2 separate regions of the Homo sapiens genome follow, and region 1 is linked to region 2. Evidence: chromatin contacts called from ENCODE Hi-C or POLR2A ChIA-PET data. All regions are on one chromosome and are shown on one strand. Each heading gives the region's core, a stretch centred on a gene start or an enhancer-like site at or near the end of the contact. The rest is flanking DNA. Distances are from core to core; before and after follow the strand shown. Region 1 overlaps DENND10 (DENN domain containing 10). Region 2 overlaps LINC03036 (long intergenic non-protein coding RNA 3036).

The links. Hi-C counts contacts between places; a loop is a spot of excess contacts on that map. ChIA-PET counts read pairs that join two places held with the same protein, here RNA polymerase II (POLR2A). Pooled maps may share reads with other maps.
Region 1: a pooled map shows a loop between it and region 2 (13-fold over the local background). The contact joins two enhancer-like sites. A Hi-C loop is called at or near these places in 4 of 50 pooled maps. POLR2A ChIA-PET finds 5 or more read pairs at or near these places in 2 of 52 experiments (H1 and activated T-cell).

The regions. Positions count from the first base shown.
Region 1 is chr10:119,128,549-119,134,471 of GRCh38, reverse strand. It overlaps DENND10 (DENN domain containing 10), which reads right to left. Exons shown (of 9, transcript NM_207009.4): 7 at 4,850-4,957; 8 at 1,863-1,957. Among named protein-coding and RNA genes, the nearest start is that of DENND10, 27 kb to the right of the region's middle. Within about 2 kb of position 2,616, at least 14 of the 41 ENCODE cell types and tissues checked have a DNase peak (open chromatin) inside an H3K27ac peak, as active enhancers do.
Region 2 is chr10:118,838,632-118,844,473 of GRCh38, reverse strand. All of the region lies in intron 3 of LINC03036 (long intergenic non-protein coding RNA 3036), which reads left to right. Among named protein-coding and RNA genes, the nearest start is that of CACUL1, 87 kb to the right of the region's middle. RefSeq lists enhancers at 24-523, 524-1,025. Within about 2 kb of position 4,218, at least 2 of the 41 ENCODE cell types and tissues checked have a DNase peak (open chromatin) inside an H3K27ac peak, as active enhancers do.

The DNA.
Region 1 (5,923 bases), core at 1,367-3,866, 290 kb before region 2:
GGCTGAGGCAGGAGAATCGCTTGAACCTGGGAGGCAGAGGTTGCAGTGAGCCAAGATCACGCCACTGCACTCCCGCCTAGGCAACAGAGCGAGACTCTGTCTCCAAAAAAAAAAAAAAAAATCATGTCTTCTGGCCAGGCGTGGTGGCTCATGCCTGTAATCCCCAGCACTCTGGGAGGCTGAGGTAGGCGGAGCACTTGAGGTCAGGAGTTCAAGATCAGCCTGGTCAGCGTGGTGAAACCCCATCTCTACTAAAAATGCAAGATTAGTCAGGTGTGGTGGCAGGCCCCTGTAATCCCAGTGCCTGCTACGTGGGAGGCTGAGGCAGGAGAATCGTTTGAACCCACGTGGTGGAGGTTGCAGTGAGCCAAGATTGCACCACTGCACTCCACCCTGGGCGACAGTGAAACTCAAAAAAGGGAAAAAAAAGTCACGTCTTCTTCCTTGTTTGCTGACATCATTAATTCATTCATGTATTTTTGAACCCTTACAGCATTCCCAGCACTTTCACTTGCCCTCCCCAAGGTCTCATACGTCATACTAAGTCATCTAGGTAGCACTTTTAGTCTGTGAACAACACAGTAATGCAAAACTCAGATTCACATATGTTGCTGATATTGTAAGAATATGTCTTTACTCTAATGTTGGGGGTAGGTGGGCAGTGAGGATTCCCATGGTAGGAAAGAAGCGGCCCCAGAGTCTCCAGTGTTCAGGTCCTCAGGGCAAGATCAGCCCACTCTTCCTGCTCACAGCTGGCCAGGCCACCAGCACTGCAGAGAAATGGCCCCTCTCATCTTTCCGCTGACATGTCACCTCCTTAGAGATCTGGCCTACCCATCCCCCAATATTCTCCACCTCAACCCCTTCTGTCACAGCACCTAACATGGGCTGTAATTATCTTGTCATTTATTATTTTCTGTGCATCTACTCCACTAAATTACAGACTCCATGAGGGCAGGGATTTGCTCACCACTGCATCCCCACTGCCAGTGCAATGCCTAACAAACAGAGCTCAAGAAACACTGAGTAAATGAATGGATAAATGAAGAAGGCATCAGGTTGGGCCGAATGAGTAAAGCCTGCATATCAGAGGTGCCCCCGTACCCCCAGGTAGGACAGGTGCAGATGGGAGACAGTCCTTCTGGGCCCTCCAGCCCCAGGTTATGAGTCAGGCATCTAGATAAGGCAACGCTGGAAGTGTATCCTTCAGGAGAGGAGCAAGGAGCTGGGAACAGGCCAAATGCAAGGAGCTGGGCGGGCTGCAGGCCACCACGTGGAAAGCACAAGAAATAAAACCCATTTGCCATCCCAGTTTGGCAAGGGCAGAGCAGGTGCCCACTGGGCCACATGGACGCTGGTCAGCATGCCAGGTAGACACCAGCAAGGAGCTGGCTCTGCGGCATGTGGCAACAGTCACTAAGTGGGACAGGAGTCTGACTGCATGATTTCTGTTGTCCTGGAGACAAGCAAAGCAAAATTTTGACAATCTAGTTCCCCATGCTCAGCAACAACCTCCCCTTTATAATTTGTTCCTCCAGGGAAATTCTCCTAGGAAGAAAGAATGCACTGGCTGGCCCAGAAAAGCCTTCCAGACCACTTGGTAGTTACATTTCTCATTGCCAGCGGTCGGTGTCAGCACCAGCCCCTGTGTATACCTGCCCTCGAGCCCAGTAACTAACTAGATCAGGCCAGCCTGCACCTGCTTGTCCATCATCACTGTGGCCGTCTGTAAACCCTCTCTAAGCACCTGCCCGCTGGCCTCTACCACAGCCCCCCACTCTGCTTATGTGCACAGCTCTGCCGCACACCACCCAGCGACACCGGGTCAGGACTTTCAGTAAGTCAGAAGGTGAGGGAGTTACCTGTATAACGTGGCTCTCTGATTTCTCTGGATCTTCTGCAGACTGAACAATTAGCTGACCCATTTCTTTGTGCAGTTTGCCCATTGCCATGGCCTCTGGTGAGATCAAGAAGGTGAATATTTAGAAATCGACATAAAAAATAATCATGCCATCTATCTGAAAACTTGGAAGACCACACTGAGGGAATTTTCAAAAAGCAGCTGATAACCTCCCACATGTCCATTTTATCACTAGACACAAATATGACAACATGCTGGGAGGAAAGGCATAATATAATCGTGATTTATACTTCTGGGCAAACATAAAAACACATCACACCAAACCAGATTTCCCCTTCACACCCACCTGACCAAAATTTTTATTTTTCTTCCCAGACAAAGCATAATGAACAATTCTGACTACAACTAAGTCATGACTATAAGCCAAGAGTCTGACGTTCTAGTCCAGCTCTTTACAGTTAAGAAATGTATCTTTTTGGCGGGAATATTGTGAAAGAGGAGCTTCCTGTCAGTTCTGCAGAAGCCAGCTGGGCGCTCAATTCGTTTAGATTCTTAGAAATGAGCAAAGGAAACCACCTAAGTTAGCCTGGTTACATACATTGCTACTGTCTGCACTGAGGAGGTTAACAGAAACTTGTTTGTCACTTCAAGAGACAGACTCCATTCAACTGGTGCGGATTAGGATGAGCCCATTTTTATAGACACAGAGCAACACAGGGCAGCAGGAAGATGGCCACCCTTTCTGGTCCTAATGCTTCAGCTGCTTAAGTGGCCCTAGCCACAGCCAGTTTTCTTTCACTTTCGCTTTGCAAAAGGCAGTTATTTCGTAAAGATCTGACCCCATAGTTTGAATTTTTCATCATGAGCATGCATTATGTTTGCAATTTTAAAACGAATTAAAGGAAAGCCAGTTATGGTTCTATTAATTTGAATTTTTCAATAAAACCTCACATAATCGAATCTAACAATTCCCAATGAGTCAGCATTCAGCTGCCCCCACTTTTAGGAGAAAGATAAGTGACAAAACAAAGCTGTTAATCAGTAATCCCATCTAAAACCACTACCTGAGTAGTGCTCAACACGCATTTAAGCCAATCTTTTCTACTTTATGTAGCTGTAATTTGGGACAATTTATTTATTTATTTATTTATTTGAGACAGAGTCTTGCTTTGTCACCCAGGCTGGAGTGCAGTGGCGCGATCTCGGCTCACTGCAAGCTCTGCCTCCCGGGTTCAACTGATTCTCCTGCCTCAGCCTCCCGAGTAGCTGGGACTAGAGGCGCCTGCCACCACGCCCGGCTAATTTTTTGTATTTTTGGTAGAGACGGGGTTTCACCGTGTTAGCCAGGCTGGTCCCGATCTCCTGACCTCGTGATCCACCCGCCTTGGCCTCCCAAAGTGCTGGGATTACAGGCGTGAGCCACCATGGCCGGCCTAATTTGGAACAATTTAGAATGTCTAAGAATGCCACTCTAACACTAGTACACCCTTTCCTGATCATTAGCTCTAAGAACAGCTTCATTCCCTTATGCTTACTAAGACATGCTTCAAAAAGATTTTCCATACTGGAGTCACATTTAACCCTGTGTAGTGATAAACGCCTACATATTTTTTGATACTCCTTTCTTCAAGAGGTGGAGACATTCCTCTCTCAAGTGTTGACTAAACTTAGTGATTTGCTTCTAACAAATAGCATATGGAGGAAGTAATGGTGACTATCAAGGCAAGATTATAAAACGCACTGTGACTTCCTTTTCTCTCTCGGGTCACTCACTCCTGGGGAGCCAGCTGTCATATTGTAAGAACACTCAAGCAACCCTATGGAGAGGCCCATGGCAGAAGGAACTGAGGCCTCCTGCCAACAGCCATGCACATTGAAAGCGGATGTTCCAGCCCCAGTGGAGCCTTCAGATGACTGTGGCTCTGGGATATCGTGACTGAAACTTCCTGAGCCAAACTACCTCTACATAAGTCATTCCTGATCCGCCAAAACTGTGAGATAAATATGTGTTGTTTTAGAACATGATGGCTCACGCCTGTAACCCCAGCACTTTGAGAGGCTGAGGCCAGTGGATCACTTGAGGCTAGGAATTCGAGACCAGCCTGGCCGACATGGTGAAACCCTGTCTCAAGTAAAAATACAAAAATTAGGCCAGGCGCAGTGGCTCACATATGTAAGTAATCCCAGCACTTTGAGAGGCCAAGACAGGCAGATCATGAAGTCAGGAGTTCAAGACCAGCTGACCAACATGGTGAAACCCCATCACTAACTAAAAATACAAAATTAGCTGGGTGCGGTGGCGGGTGCCTGTAATCCCAGCTACTCGGGAAGCTGAGGCAGGAGAATCACTTGAACCTGGGAGGCGGAGGTTGCAGTGAGCCAAGATCGTGCCATTGCACTCCAGCCTGGGCATAAGACTCCATCTCAAAAAAAAAAAAATTAGCTGAGCATGGTGGTGCATGCCTGTAAACCCAACTACTCGGGAGGCTGAGACATGACAATCACCTGAACCCGGGAGGCATAGGCTGCAGTGAGCCAAAATCAGGCCACTGCACTCCAGCCTGGGAAATAGAGCAAGACTCTGCCAAAAAAAAAAAGAAGAAGAAAAGAAAAAGGAATATGTGTTGTTTTAAACCACTGAGTTCTGTATGACTCAGAAACATTTCAAAATTAAGAAAATAAACCGCTAAGTTCTGAAGTGATTTGTTATGTGGCAGTAGATAATACACCTTGTTTAAACACAAAAGTAGTGAAACAAGATGAACAGACTATTTAACTTCTTAATATACACTCTGCTGCATAAGCACCCGGGATGTTCTGCTAATATGTCTATGTTTATAGGAATAAATGTTGTGTTCTAGACACGGAAATATCCATCTTCAGCAGAGTTGGTAAGCCAGCCCTCACATACTGGTTTTAGAGAATCAGCCTAAAAATGTACAACTGTTTGGCTTATATCTTGTATCAAGAACAGAACAGAGAACAAACCTTTTGCAAGGGGAGCAATGGTAATCTCACTCTCTGCCAGATTCACAAACACATCATAGAGGTCTGGTCTGTTGCTCACCTCCAAGTCTACAAATCCAGCGACGTAACCTGCATCACAAACATGAGCAACCTTACTGGAGTAGGAAGAAATATGGTGAACCCATCAAAAGAATTGGGTCTAAAAGCTCATCGACTGCTCTCTTTCACTGCTTTATTCATTCGGGAACATTAGCTGTACCCTGTGGCAGTTAGTAAGACTACATTACTATCAGTTGCCTGAAGATATTCACACAACGCCAGATATTCCAAAATTATCCATCAGTGTCAAGGACAAGACTGAAGTAGGGCATTTACTTTCCAATCATTGCTCTTGGGGTCAAGAATGACAGCTGTGGCAGAAGGTAGCAAGGACTCTCTTGACTGATGTTCCCCCTTCAGGTCTTTGCCTTCAGGAAATCAATGGCAAATGCCTGGGTTCTCAGAGTGGAAATGGCATCATCTTTAAGGGTTCAGGGCAACTCAGGAATTAGCAGATCTCTGGGATTGGTGTTAGAACAATGATTCCCAGATTTTTTTGATTTCACAGAGCAATACAATTACCAAAAAAAAAAATTATTTGAGGAGAGACTGATATGGTTTGGATCTGTGTTCCCACCCAAATCTCATGTCGAACTGTAATCCTCAATGTTGGAGGTGGGGCCGGGTCGGAGGTGACTGGATCATGGGGGTGATTTCTTATGAGCGGTTTAGCACCATCCTCTTAGTGTGGTTCTCGTGATTGAGTTCTCACAAAATCTGGTTGTTTAAAAGTGGACGGCACCTTCCCCCACCTTTCTCCTGCTCCAGCCATGTAAGACGTGCCTGCTTCCCCTTCACCCTCTGCCATGATTGTAAGTTTCCTGAGGCCTCCACAGAAGCAGAAGCCACTATTCTTGCTGTACAGCCTGCAGAACTGTGAGCCAATTCAACTTCTTTTCTTTATAAATTATAGTCTCAGTTTTTTTGTTTTTTTTTTTTGAGACAGTCTCGCTCTGTCACCCAGGCCAGAGTGCAGTAGCATGATCTCGGCTCACC
Region 2 (5,842 bases), core at 2,969-5,468:
AACCCAGGAGGCGGAGCTGGCAGTGAGCCGAGATCGCGCCACTGCACTCCAGCCTGGGCGACAAAGCGAGACTCCGTCTCAAAAAAAAAAAAAAAAAAAAAAAGAGAGAAATGAGTGCAGTCTGGGAATCAGAGAGCTAAGGGCTGGGCAGGCCTAAGGACAAGCCAAGAGGAGCAAGGGTGGAATGAAGTGATGGACACAAGACCACCACTACTGACAGGGCCCAGACCCGCCCCCCCACCCCAGGTCATTGCTATTAAGAGTTGCTTGCCTCATGTTACAGGATTTTTGGGGTGTTGTTTTTCTGGCTGGAAACCTCTGTGCCAGTGGTGCCTTTGCCCAAGTTTCACTCAGGCCCGCTGGGTTCGTTTCACCCAGTTGGCCTGGCAGGCTGCACTTGGCTTATGCTACTGGCCTGGGACTCACCTCTGCCAAGGGCAAGTCAGGTGTGGAATGGCAAGGGGTGTATGAGAGAGCATGGGGTCCGGCCACTGCGCACAGTCAGACATGCTGGCTGCTGCAGCAAGGCAGGCAGCTCCAGGTGCTGGCATGGGTGCCGGCTCACTGCTAGGTTATGGCAGGACCAGGCACACCACAACCTGCTTCCATGGCTGGCCCAAGGGAACACAGTGATGCCCTGAAGGTTGGAGATACCATGAACCACAGGGCCCCAAAGAGTGAGTCACAGCCCTGGTTCAGGAGCTCCCAAGTCTGGGCCCCTGAAGGGCCGTAGCTCTTCTTTCCTTCTCTTTGCCCATCCTGTAGCTCTTCTTTCCTTCTCACCCACAATGTGGTGAGCAAGGGGCATGTCTCAGCCCTGTTTGTGTTACAGCTCTTTTAGTTTTACCATTCAGCCGGCCCCAAGTTCTTGCCCTGTGACCAGGAAGAATGAGGTATGCAGACAAGTGGAGGGTGACTACGTTGAAGAGGAGCTTCACTGAGCCATAGAATAGCTCAGAGGAAACCTACAGGGGGCAGCTCCTTTCTGCAGCCAGAGTGTCCCGACCAGTGTTCAGCTCCTAGCAGAGAGGGTAGCTCCTCTCTGCTATGCAAGTTGTCCTGGCAAGTGTTCAGCTATCAGCAGAGAGGGTAGCTCCTCTCTGCTATGCAAGTTGTCCCAACCAGTGTTCAGCTCCTAGCAGAGAGGGTAGCTCCTCTCTGCTATGCAAGTTGTCCTGGCAGGTGTTCAGCTATCAGCAGAGAGGGTAGATCCTCTCTGCTATGCAAGTTGTCCTGACTAGTGTTCAGCTCCTAGAAGAGAGGGTAGCTCCTCTCTGCTATGCAAGTTGTCCCGACCAGTGTTCAGCTCCTAGCAGAGAGGGTAGCTCCTCTCTGCTATGCAGGTTGTCCTGGCAAGTGTTCAGCTATCAGCAGAGAGGGTAGTTCCTCTCTGCAGCTGGTCTTCCCATTATCTGTGCAGCTCTCAGCAGAGAGGAGGCCCTAGAGTGGGTAGCTCCTCCCTGCAGCTGGTCATCCCAATGTCTGCTCAGCTCTGGCTAAGCCTGGGGTTTTTATGGGCCTCAGAGGGGAGGAAGTGTATGCTGATTGGCCCATGGGCAGCCATAGGTGGGTCTGGAAAAGGCACCACAAGTTCCCACTCCAGTCTGTGGGACTGGCAGCCCAGCCCTCCCTGGCCTAAAGGTGGGGCCTCACCAGGACCATCCCCATCCACCCAGGAACCTGTCTGCCTCCTGCTGCTGTTCTTGGTGCCCAGGCTGTAGGTGCCAAGGGGTGCCTGCAGGCCAGTGCCGAGCTGCCCTCAGCCCCCACTCAGCTTCCCTCCTATGTTCGTGGCACCCAAAGTCCAGAGGGGGCTGAAGAGGCAGGGGGCTGGCATGTCAGCACTGCTCCGAGTGTGTGCACACCCAGCTGGGCCACAACAGCACCCAGTCTTGGCCCTGACTTTGCTCTGAGATTGGAGCAGGCACTGACAGCAGGGAGAAGCCAGGCAGCAGGAGCAGGCGCTTGCAAGCCGGTGAGGGTGGCAGCGGCAGGGGGTCGGGGGGTACTTGGGCCTTCCTGGGCCCCCAAGAGAGCAGGGATGCCTGGTTCCACAGCCATGGTTTGGGCGGCTGCAGCTGCACCCGGGGGCGCTGGGCTCCTGCCTGATCCATGGAGCACGAGGCCCAGGTCTGCAGCTGCAGTTTCGGTGGCTGCAGCTATGCCTGGGAGGCTGGGGCTCCTGCCTGCTCCGTGGAGTGGGAGGCCCAGGTTTACAGCCAAGATTTGGGTGGCTGCAACTGTGTCCCTGGGAGGGTGGGGCTCCCACCTGCTCCTGGGCCCCAAGAACCTGGGTCAGCAGCCGTGGCTTGGGCGGCTGCAGCAACACCCAGGGAGCTCCCACCCCAACTTGGAAGGGGCTGGGCTCTCACTTGTCCTCGGCTCCTGCTGGCTCCACGAAGCATGCAGCCTTGGCTGTGCCTCCTTGCGTGGCCAGCGTGATGGCAGTGGCTGCTCCAGATGGCCTGCCGCTGCCATCACTGATACATGAGTGGATTAATGCAGGCATTGACACATTGTGGCCTGTGGGCCAAATCTAGACCTGTTTTGGTATAGCCTGTGAGCTAAGAATTTTAAAATATATTTTTAAATGGTGGGAGAAAAAAATAAAAAAAGTATTTTGTGCCATGTAAAACATATGAACTTCTACCTCTGTGTCTATAGAGTTTTATTGGAACACAACCATTCATTTATATAATGTCCAAGATTGCTTTTGTGCTGCGACGGCAGAGTTAAGAGGCTGCAATTGAGGTCTGTGTGCATGGCAGAGGCTAAAAGATTTGCTGTCTGGCCCTTTACAGAAAGAGTTTGCCAACCTGTGAATTAGGGTCATTTAGAAGTGTGGGTTTGAGACAACTGGGGCTCTGGATAGAATTAAGGCTGAGCGAAATGAGCCACGAACTAGCAGGTCTCAGCTAGGGCCAATTTCCTAATCTGTGAAATGGATGGATTAATATCACTCATCTCATAAGGCGGCTGCCTCCTAAAATCTGCTGACAGAAGGTTCATAAACGGTATGGATTTCAAGGCACTCGCACAGCTGGGAAGAGCCACAGATACTGGCTGGAGAATGGTTTCAGACCTGAGTCCTTGTCAGACCCACTTGCTGAGCTTTGAAGAACAGGAAGCCCTGGGCCGCGATTCCTTGGACATATCACTCTCTCCAGGTCTGGGGTGGGGCTGGGCATCTGTCCTGTCCACAAGCTGCCCAGTGATTCACACATTCAGGCCGGTGGGAAGCTGTGATTTGGCCCATGTGCCTCAAGGCATGGATGAGGAGACACAGGGGTTGATTACTCCTCTAGGCTCTGTCCTCCATGGTTCCTCCACCAGCACCCTTTCTTCCCGAGACCTCATGGCCCCACGTTTCTTCTCCTGTCCCCTCAGTGAGCTCAGTTTGTCCTGTGGCATGGCAGTTTGAGAACACCATTCTTTGGCCCTTGAGGCTGGGAGCTTTCTATGGCCGGGTGTGGGGGCGCACTTCGGTCTCCCCACCAAGGCCCTGGGGTGAGCCCACACTTGGTTCCACAGACAGCCCAGAGTGGGCAGCTGAGCCGCAGGGGTCAGGACAGCTGATGGGGTCAGGGGCACAGCTTTGACTCTCACTTGGCTCCTTCTCAACTGGGGTCACTCAGGTGAACCACTTAACAGTCCCCCACCCAACACACACCAGCCAAAATTTCCTCATCCATAATATATGGCTCCTACACCTGACTGGTTCTCTTCATCCTATGTGGCTGTTGTGGGGCCCAGAGAGACGACAGTCACAAAAGCACTCTGTCACTGGAGAACGCTGTGCAGGTGGAGCCGGGGCCCTTCAATATTCAAGAAATGAGTTCAAACTGGCCCGGAACCAAGGCAATGTGCACTCAGCCCACCCTCTGGCCATGTAGCCTTACCCTTCCCAAGCTACCCACCAAGGCTGTTGACCTTCCTCTCAATAAAGAGACATGGACATGGGCCTCGGTTGACCAACACTGAAAGTCCTGTGCCCTGGGAAACCTTTGCAGTGAATTCTTATAATTTTATGTTGCCTCAGCATCCATCTTGGATACACATTTAACTTTCTCCTACCAGAAGCAGGGCTCAGTTACTCTTGAGACTCTTGAGACAGTTTCCAGCTCCACACCCAAATGACTCAAGCCGCGGCTCCAGGTGAGAACTTAGAGGCCTCTCTCCCGCCCACCAGATGGGCTCCCCCGCCCCCGCCTTCCTGCTGCTTCCTTTAAACGGGCCATTCAGACAGCTGCCCATGAACTTAAGGTGACTCACTTCCTATTCCCTTATATACTACTCTTTGCCTCTCTGTCTCTCTCTGTCTCTGTATCTCTCTGTCTCTTTCCCTCTGCTTGACTCTTTGTTCCTGCATTCCATGACCCACGGACAGTGGACTGCCCTCCTTACCCATGGTGCCTTCCCTGCCCCGGATCTGTAAGTAAAAATATTTGAACTGACTTCCTGTCATGGTCGTGTATCGAACTTGCGCCTTCCATCTGAAGAACTGGGGGCTACCCCACTGGGTTTTCCCTGGGACATGGGAGTGGTGAGAAACACAAGGTTGGGCTTCCAGGAGGGCCAGAGTGACGGTCAGGTAGACACAAACTGGACACAGGTCAGACAAGACACAAGATCGTCTACCAGCATAAACACATTTCCTATGCCAGGCACCCTCCATTTGAAGGTTGGATAACCAGACATTAGGCCATCCGACAAGTAGAAGGATCGTGTGAAAGGCGTCCTGTAAACAACATGTTCACCTCCTCTTCATTTCTCATTAGGGCAGGGTTGCCAGCTGTGCTGGTACTGGAACCCCAATTTAGCTGAAGGCTCTCAGAACACCCCTCAATCCTGGGCAGATGGGATGGTTGGTCACCCCAGCTGGGCCTGACCCAGGGACTGAGCCTCTGCTCGCTGGCACAGGGTGGATCAGCTGGTTGTGATGGACAGGCAGGAGGCATGGCAAATTAGGGAAGTGACCTGTAAAGACTCCTTTCCTCCTGGCCATGACCTCTGCCCCACCCCCAGAGCCCCTCTTCTCCCAGGTCCCCCCTGAGTCCACACGGAACCTAATCTAAGCCTGCATTTGGAAATGGTCCAGTTTTCTCTCTCCCCTGCCCTCCTAAGTCTGAGTCACCATCACTTCTCACCTGGAGGGACTTCCAAACTCGTCCACCCATTTCCACTCTGTCCTTGTCCAATCTACTCTCCACACTGTCTACACAATCAACAAACCAATTGCCTCAAAATGCCAGTGTAATTATGTAGTCTATGCTTAAGGATTTTAGTGGCTAACCCGGTCCTCTTAGGATACAGACCTACCTCCTCACCTGGTGGGAGGGCCTGGCCCCATCCCTTCCTCCTCCCCAGGCTTCGTGCTATCCACCCCTACCCCTTGCTCACCCTGCTGATCTCCTTCCAGCTTTGGGGGCTGTTATGCACTGAACGTTTGTCCCCCTCAGATTCATACATTGAGACTCAATCCCCAATGTGATGGTATTTGGAGAAGGAGCCTTTGGGTGGTAATCAGGTGATGAGGGTAGATAGATCCCTTATGGGTGGGATTAGTATTAGTGGCTTTATAAGAAAAAACCAGAGAGCTAGCTCACCCTCTTTTCACCGTGGGAGAATGAAAAGTTGGAATTCTATAACCAAGAAGAGGGCGCTCACCAAAACCCAACTATGCTGGCATCCTGATCTCCAACTTCCAGCTTCCAGAACTGTGAGAAATAAATTTGTTGTTTATAAGCTTCCGAGTCTATGGTAATTTGTTATAGCAGCCTGAGTTGACTAAGAAAGGGACCTTCACACACATAACTCTGGTGCTTGGTCAGCTCTTCCTGCA